Regions from separate parts of the Homo sapiens genome. Here region 2 is linked to region 1. A link is a contact called in ENCODE Hi-C or POLR2A ChIA-PET data. All regions are on one chromosome and are shown on one strand. The core of a region is the stretch at or near the end of the contact, and the rest is flanking DNA. Distances in the headings are between cores, read along the strand shown.

What was found. Hi-C counts contacts between places; a loop is a spot of excess contacts on that map. ChIA-PET counts read pairs that join two places held with the same protein, here RNA polymerase II (POLR2A). Pooled maps may share reads with other maps.
Region 2: a loop to region 1 is called in a map of CD8-positive, alpha-beta T cell, with 14 times the contacts of the local background. The contact joins the enhancer-like site here to the promoter of CD96 in region 1. A Hi-C loop is called at or near these places in 3 of 168 maps with a recorded cell type or tissue (CD8-positive, alpha-beta T cell, naive thymus-derived CD4-positive, alpha-beta T cell and natural killer cell), 1 of 37 single-sample maps with no recorded cell type and 10 of 50 pooled maps. POLR2A ChIA-PET finds 5 or more read pairs at or near these places in 1 of 52 experiments (T-cell).

Annotation. Positions count from the first base shown.
Region 1 is chr3:111,540,382-111,544,655 of GRCh38, reverse strand. It overlaps CD96 (CD96 molecule), which reads right to left and starts at 2,459. Exons shown (of 14, transcript NM_005816.5): 1 at 2,347-2,459. The coding sequence starts at 2,407. It overlaps LOC105374039 (a long non-coding RNA gene), which reads right to left. Exons shown (of 3, transcript XR_001740846.1): 3 at 2,653-2,721.
Region 2 is chr3:114,221,127-114,225,400 of GRCh38, reverse strand. No RefSeq gene overlaps it. Among named protein-coding and RNA genes, the nearest start is that of ZNF80, 14 kb to the left of the region's middle. Within about 2 kb of position 2,105, at least 6 of the 41 ENCODE cell types and tissues checked have a DNase peak (open chromatin) inside an H3K27ac peak, as active enhancers do; they include CD8-positive, alpha-beta T cell and natural killer cell, where a contact is called at or near this core.

The DNA.
Region 1 (4,274 bases), core at 1,210-3,709:
GAATATAATACACACGTGATGCTTTCTGAAACTGCAAAAATAAATGATATGTGTATAGCAATTTCTTTGAAAAATACATGTTTACAAGGGCCTTTCATATCTTATCTTGTTTAATCCCCCTCACACGCCATAGGTGATGTTGTTAACCCCTTTTTATGAGGAAGAAACTGGGCCACAGAGAGATGAAACAGTATGCTCAAAGTCACACCTCCAGGCCTGGCGCAGTGGCTCACGCCTGTAATCCCAGCACTTTGGGAGGCTGAGGTGGGCAGATCATGAGGTCAAGAGAACCAGACCATCCTGGCCAACACGGCAAAACCCCGTCTCTACTAAAAATACAAAAATTAGCTGGGCGTGGTGGTGCACGCCTGTAGTCCCAGCTACTTGGGAGGCTGAAGCAGGAGAATCGCTTGAACCTGGGAGGCGGAGATTACAGTGAGCCGAAATCATGCCACTGCACTCCAGCCTGGCAACAGAGTGAGACTCCATCTCAAAAAAACGAAAAACGAAACAAAACAAAAAAAGTCACACCTCCAGTAAAAGAATGAATTCAGTTGCCCAGAGTCTGTGGTCTTTCTATAACCCTCATAAGTATAACAGTAAAACTCCAGCCAAGGAAGACAAAGAGACCTTTAGAGACCAAAGAGAACTTTATTTAATTCAGGCATCCAGGCCCACAGCAGACTCATGCCCAAAATGGCTGCTGACTCTGACAAAGAAAGCAGGCTTGCTTATATGTCGTTTGAGGTGGGAAAACAAGGCAGGATACAGGTTTCAGGCAAAGACAGTAAATTATTTAACCCGTGACAATTCTGAGAAAACTTACAATTTAGTTATCTTAACCAGTCAATCTTGAAGCTAGACAGAGATGGGGTAAGGTAAAACAGGAGTTACAGAAATATGTGGGGGTCTGGGGGCAGGCAAGAAGCTTGGAAGGTTGAGATAAGCTCACAGCTGCAACTTGTTAGCAATGCTGGGAGGGGCTACTTAAATTTCTTAGCCTACATATAACTTCTAAGTAACCTATACTTAATGTTAACTATTACCTATGTTATGCTTATTATTTTAAACTTTATTATTACTTATTTTATTTTATTTTCCTTCCACATAACTTCCAAACTGTCTCCCAAATTCAGTCTAGTTGATTAGAGTAAGAAATTTCACTTTCAATATACAAGGATTGAAAGGACCTCATCTAACCTTAGGTAGAGGTTCCACTTAGTATCACCTCTAATCGATGGTCTGAAATACTAGACATAAGTAGAGTCTCTTTCCCATCAGCAGTCTGACTGAGTGATACAGGACACTTAAAATGTGTTAAGCATTGAGACTGTGACATGCCTTCAATAGTGTTGGCCTCAGTTTTAGAATTAACATGGAATCCTGTTACAGAAATGATATATATTATTGTGACAAGTACCACTGAAGCTCACAAAAGGAAAAGATAAAAAGATGACAAGCAACTGAGAAGAAACAAGCCTCTTAAAAGTAAAAGTACTTGACAAATGGGAATTATCATACTTCTGTGGATGCAAAAGTTTGGTAGGCAGAGGTTAGTACAGTTTAATGTAACTTCCTGTGAGCTATCCTTTGCCTGAAAATATGGCTCTGATCCTATCTACAGCATTATATTCCAAATCTCTTTTGATTTAGAAATTCTCCTTAATATTTTCATAGCTATGTCTGAAAAGCACAGTTAATTCTTAAGACACTCAGGCTTACTATGATACTCTCATACTGTGGAATACAGAACTAATCTTGCTTCCTTCTCTTTTTAAATAGGCCCATTAGGCTCTCGTTCCCACTGTCATAAGGATTCCACTTTGTCTCCCAGGTTCATACCTACACATGCCTCATTAAAATTCAACGTGTTTTCAACTCCCAAAGACCTTAGTATTTGGATGAGAAATACTTGTTATATCCAAAAGAAAGAGAGTACTTGAGAGAGAAAAAAGTTAAACAAGGATCTCTGAGCGTTGATGGCTTTGTAATTTTTAATTTTTCCGCAGTTGTTTTGGCTACCATTTGGAGAGCATTTCATTTCCAAGAAACACAATTTGCCAATTACTCCAGAGATCCTGTTAGAAAGGAAATGGGTGAAAATGCCTCAGAGCAGTGGCACAAATGACCCATTCCCTTCTTATTTTTAGTGTTCATTAGTAATCATTTCTAGATTCTAGCATCTCTCTTATACCTGCCGCTTAAATACATAACTGAAACCCTTAGTAATGATTTGTCCTTTGGTGATCAATTTCAGCAGCAGTCACAAGGCATTTTAAATGAACAGAGGCCCCATCCGCCCCTAAAGCGGCCCATCCGACAAGAAGGGACAACTGGAAGTCTTACCCTTGACAAAATGTATCTGGATGATGTAATAGACAGCACAGTATTTCCATTTTTTCTCCATTGTCTTCTGAACACCTTACACCAGCATTTCTGTAATGATCACAAAGTCAATTGATGTTTTCAAGCAAACTCCAGCCACCCACTTCGTGCTAAAAAACCCGAACTCTACCACACACGCCTGGGTCTGTTTATCACTTGGCAAGCCCCCAGGAAATGAAACGTAGACAGGAAAGTAATGTGGTTCAGGACTGAGTATAACGTTCGACAGAACAATGTTGAAATTGTTCTCTGAAATTTGTGTATCACCTTATTTAAGAGACTTTTCAGTATCCAAAGAGTCTCTTATTCAGGATCTCTGTGTCAGTCAAGCTGCGTCTAAAATCCAAACAAAGGATATCACGCAGAGCAGTTGGCAATGTGCTTTTTATACATTTTTTTCAAGAGCACAAAGTCATTTAACAAATGTGAGCTTGGTGTTTTTCATAATAGTTTTTCTGTTCAATCTTAAGATATGTTTTCTTTCCAGAATTGCCCTGGGGTGAAAGAACAAAGAATTAACACATTTAATTTTAATAAAATCTGAAAAGTAACAGGGAATAGTGTCAGCTATCAAACCAAATTTTATTGTCTCTCCTCTTGCAGGGAAATGCACATTTCCTGGGAGTGGAGGAGTGAGGGCTACTTTTCTACCCCTCGTCTGGGAAGACGAGGGAAGGTTGGAGGTCAGATAGGGAAGTCTCCCACCAGGTTGGCTGGAGGCCATTTTTGTTCACCACAGAAGAGTTTATCCATGCCTAAGCCAAAGCAAGGCAGTAACAATCAGAATCCAAAGGCAGAGAATTCCCACCTCAGTGAGCTATTAGGCTTATTACATCTGCCTAGTTACTTCTATTTACAGAGAACCGCAAACAGGTTTCAGGAAAGTGACCCCTTGGTAAAAATGTCTGGCTATTCGTAGAACACGATGACTGTTCCCTGCTATGATTCTCTGATTTAATTGTATTAGTTTTTCAGCCTGAGATAAAATAGGCTGTCATCACCCTCCAACATTAAGAAAACAAGCATTAGACTGAGGACTACTGTAAGTTTGATGGACAAAGAATAACTACAAATAAACATGTGTGTCTTCATACAACCGTATGAATGATTAAAATATCCTGTGACCCTAATCTCATTACTAGAATATACGTACCACCTAGCAAGACCAAAGACAAATGAAAAGGCCAGTTGTAATCCTGAGATGGGAATTCTTTTCAGGTGAGGTGGAGATAATTTTCGTCAGGTTGTCATCATGTATACACCAATCTCTCCTATGCAAGGACTCGTGGTGAATATGGACGATGCTAAGACAGAAGGAAATGCTTTTGCCATTCAGGAGATTAAATTTAGATGGGAGAAGAGAGGTTTTCATGTAAATAAACAAGGGCGACTGTCTTCCTGGACGTCCAGATCACCCCCTATACCACCACTGCAAATACTTGCCATGATAATTGCCATACTTATTCAGTATTCCTCAGCTAATGATTTCTTGCAGAATTTAGATGTAGTTACTGCTTGCCTAGTCCAGTGCTCCCCAAACCTTTATTATCACCCCTTCCCAACTTCCCATGAGTTTCAGGTCACTGGGGATATTGGGTCAGGTAGTACTGACAGTGATTTTCCAGGGAAGGCCTGGGAACTCAAAGTCCTTTATAGAAGGTCAGGAAGAGACATAACTGCTCTGGGTAGCTTCATCTCTTCCCATTGCCCCTGGAAATTCTAGTAAATCAAAGTTTTATGAAGCATAGCAGCAAAAATAGTCCTGGAGATGCACTATGAAGATCCTGATTTGCACGTTGGTGTCCCTATTAAATCAGGACACATTACAAGCCTGGAGAAGGGATTCTATGATCTCGTTCCATTTTTCATATTAAGAGGAATTTACCTAA
Region 2 (4,274 bases), core at 856-3,355, 2.7 Mb before region 1:
ATATTCCTTCCCCAAGCCTCTCAGCATATTAACTAAAAGAGTGGCAGTTAAGTATGTTTTTTGGGCTTCAAATCTGGTTAGAATCTAGAAAGGATATGGTCCTGTTGCAGATACTATGATTGGCTTGCTTTGAATTTATTATAACCTCATTCTCATGTTTTCCTGTGCTGAAGAGGCCAGGAAATCCAAGACTATGTTTCCCAGACTCCCTTGCAGCTAGGATTCCAAAAGACTCTCCAGTATGCTCAAAAGAGACTTGAATTCAAAACTGAATTAAGAGGAAGGAAACATAGAGCTCATATCTGACATGAACTGAGGCAGAAGCAGCATGTTCTGTAGTCAGCAGTTTCTAACTCAGTGATCTCCTGCAGCAGAAATGTAACTTTTCTGATTATGGATGAGGCTGTATATCTCTGAAGGCTAGGAGTTCCTGGATGCTCACCCTAGAGCCAGCTCTTCCAGCCCCTCAGATAATTCTGTAGCCACTTAATGTTTGCTAATAAATCCTGTTCTGCTTAAATTAGCTAGAGTGGTTTCTGTTGTATGAAGCTGAATCCATCAGTACAAGCCCCAAAGAGTGACCTGTAGGCCTTTGGGAGACTAGGCATAGACTTGCTGAGTCTTCTTGGAGACCTCGTCCCAGGGCCAGGTCATTTCTCATCTGTGACAATTAGACCCTGGGCAGCACCCTTAAGATGTCACAACTTAGCAAACTGATGTCCAGCTTTTAGTGACACCAGGCTAAAGGATCATTCCCAGGAAGAGTGAGTCAATTCACCCAGGAGCCAGTCCCTATGTTTTTGCCTCTAATTGCCTCTCTCGCTTTCCTTATTTACTGGCTTTGCGCTTCCTTTCTTATTTGTCCATGATCAGCAAATGGACTCTTCCAAGGAACTCCTCATCCCTACTTCTAGGGCTACAAACCGAAGTTGTAGGCTGCTTTTACCAATCACATAAAATGTAAATAGTTACCCCTCTATATGCTCCATTGCACTCTGTATACACTCCAATGTAAAGCTTGTCACATTATATTATCATCATGTGCTTGCTTCCACTAGACTATGTCTACATGAGGGTCAGGTCAGGGCCTATTTTATGGAGTACTGACTTCCTAGTGCTTAGTACTATGCTTTATATGCAGTAGGTACTCAACAAATAGTTCTAGAGTTTTTTAATGAATACATAAATGTATGATATAAATGTAGTGTTTCTTACAAAATTTGAGAGACTTTTTCTAACTCCTCTAATCAACGAAACCTTACTACAGAGAGAAAGAGAACTGCCAAAAGACTATCAATTGAACAAATAGACTATTCTGAAATGATAACTCACATAAAAAATTGCATAATCTCATGCATCCTCTGGGGAATGTTAAAATTCTACAAAGTTATTGTATAACTCTATGAAGCTCTTTCCACATGTTATGATTTTCTTGGGCTTAGAATTGAATATATCTCAATATTGTATATTAAGGTATAATTATAATGAGATATTTGAAATCCAAAATAAAATTCTTTGACCATATCAAAGTCCTCCTTGGCAGTTCCTTCTCTTGAAGATTGACATTCACAGATCTCCAGTTACACCCATGTTCCTGCTTACAGTTAGCAACACACAAATGAATAGCAAATGGTGTCAGAAAAACAATCCTGAACACCTGTGTATGTTTGTTTGCTTTTGGCATTTCATTCAACTGCTAGTTATAAATTAATTATCATAGTCAAAATTAATTTATTTCCCCTTCCTCTATTTCCCAGTAGTACTTTCTTTATTCTGCAATTACAGCACCTAGCACATTTTCCCATGTATTGCAAAACTAATGTCTGCTCAGAACTCTACAATTTATAAAGCACTTATTACATATATTTAAGTCATCTTATTCTCACTACAGTCCTGTGACTTAGACAGAGCCAGTATTAATAAGAAATGAGAACAGAAACCTGAAACTCAGAAAGGAAAATCCTGGCCTAAGTAGGTAGCTAACAAATACCAAAGTCGGTTTGAGCTCAGGCCTTTTTGTTCAGGGCCTATATGCTTCATACACACTTCACGGAACAGGAAATGACTATAATCATTTCCTCATGGAAAGTCACAATGTGCATAGCTTTTTGTAAGCTCTGACAAATGCTACATTAAGAAAACATATTTAGGTTTAACTTTGTCTGTGGCTTACCTATTAACATCCTGTAGCATTGAGTTGCCCCGCATACTGGTTTAGGAACTGCTACACCATTTATTCAAAGATTAATAGAGAGCCACAGCTATTACTGAAATGAGGGTCCTAGGTGATCAATTAGCTTAACTCACTAGCTAGCTGACTAGTTCTCATACACTAGGCTCAAAGCACTTGGATTCAAATATATACCACAGCATTTTATAAATGATATTTATTATATTAATACAGGCTGTGAATCTACTACACCATTACCCAAAGAATGTGTCTGTAACCACCTGAATCAGAATCATGCAGGGTTATTATTAATAATTCATGAAGATTCCCAGCCTCCATGGTAGAGATAGCAGATCAGAGAGCTCATCTTGGGGAGGAGACACAATAACATAAGATGCTGAGACCCAGTCCACTTAGTAGCCCACTATTTTCCCAATCCTAGGTGGAATAGTAGCCCACTATTTTTCCAATTCTAGGTGGAATTGTAGTCCACTATTTTCCCAATCCTAGGTGGAATAGTATTCCACTATTTTCCCAATCCTAGGTGGAATAGTAGTACACTGTTTTCTCAATCCTGGGCCTGCATATCATAGGTGTTTAATAGATTCTTATTGATTCTGCTGCTTTTAAATTCTTATGACCACTAAAGTTTGAGGACTGCTGGTCACCTATATAACAAACTACAGTAAGAGAAATAAGTATAGACAATAAATAAATGGTAAAAGAAAATAAGAGAGATAAGTATGAACAGTGTTAGGAGGGACCAAGTTAAAGGTAATCAATTCTGCATAGAAGGCTCTAGAAAGGCATTACAGAGCACATTATAGTTGAATGGGGTCATGCAGAATGTTTTGGAGCTAGCCAATCAGAAAAGCAACATAAAAACACCATCCATGGGAGAGCAGGCACTGGCTTGGAAAGGCAAAGATATCTTAGGTATCAGATATAAGCAAGTCTCCCATGAGAGCTTAGGGGCAGGGAGCAGAGGGCAAAGGTGAGGGGAACAGAAATATGTGGGAGGTGAAGCTATCTGTCATGACTGAGGCCATAGCATCTTGGATGTGGCCAAGATGCTCTGAAGCATCTTGGATGTGGCCAAGATGCTCTGAAGCATCTTGGATAGTGACAATGCATGTGTGTCTGCACCTGAATTCTTAGAGCTGTGATTGATCTCAAGAGCAAACTGGCATAGCTGCCATCTAAGCTAACATGAGGGAAGGCTGCTCTCAGACATGAAGCTCCCATAATGCTCACTTGTTTTTCGGTGTATAGTTGTCTTTATATGACCAACAGGTGACCCTTTTTACCTACTTCAGGCCTTTCCTGGTACATTAACCAGTCAAGTCAAAGAGCCTAAACATGCTGAGACCCTGAATCGGCCACTGTGGCTTTCAAATACACTGGATTGTCTGGCCTGTGATTTATCTGAAAACGAATCACAAATGGAGCCATGAGTCATTTTCAGCAACCGAGGCTTTAGCGTCAAACAGTAAATTCTGAGAAACCAATTTCCGCTGTGGGCAGAACCCAGCTCCTGGTGTCTAATCATTTGTCCAAGCCTCAGAATGGAGGAAGCTGATGAAATACTGTGACGGGTCCAGCCTGGACAGGATTTGCTTAGGGGATTTCAAAACTTGGAAGGAAAAGTGGAATCCCTTGTCCCTACCTCTCAGTGGAAAGGGGTGAGGACAGGCCCTTGGCGCACACATTCATTCTCCATTCCCAGAGAATTGGGCAGGAATAAGGCCTGCAGAAGAAAGGAAATGACTGCTGGACCACAAGAAAGGTGGGCAGGAACTGAAACAAAAGGTCATTCCAGATCTTCTCCCTGTGGCTCTCTCTCCTGTTCTCTAACAAGAGAAGAAAAGCAACCTGAGCAAGTCCAGCCTCTACTCTCCTCTTTGCAGCAGCTTGTTTCTGCCGCCAGTTGGGCTCTTTCTCTCCAGTCTCAGAGGAAAACGAGGAAAGCATAGCCCTTTGCTCACATCAATCTGTCTACCTGTGCCCCTGAGCTTGATCTTTCCACATCCAATAATAATGGCCAACACTTCCTACACCCTGACCACACCCTTTACACAAAGGGTCTCACGCAATACTCCCAACA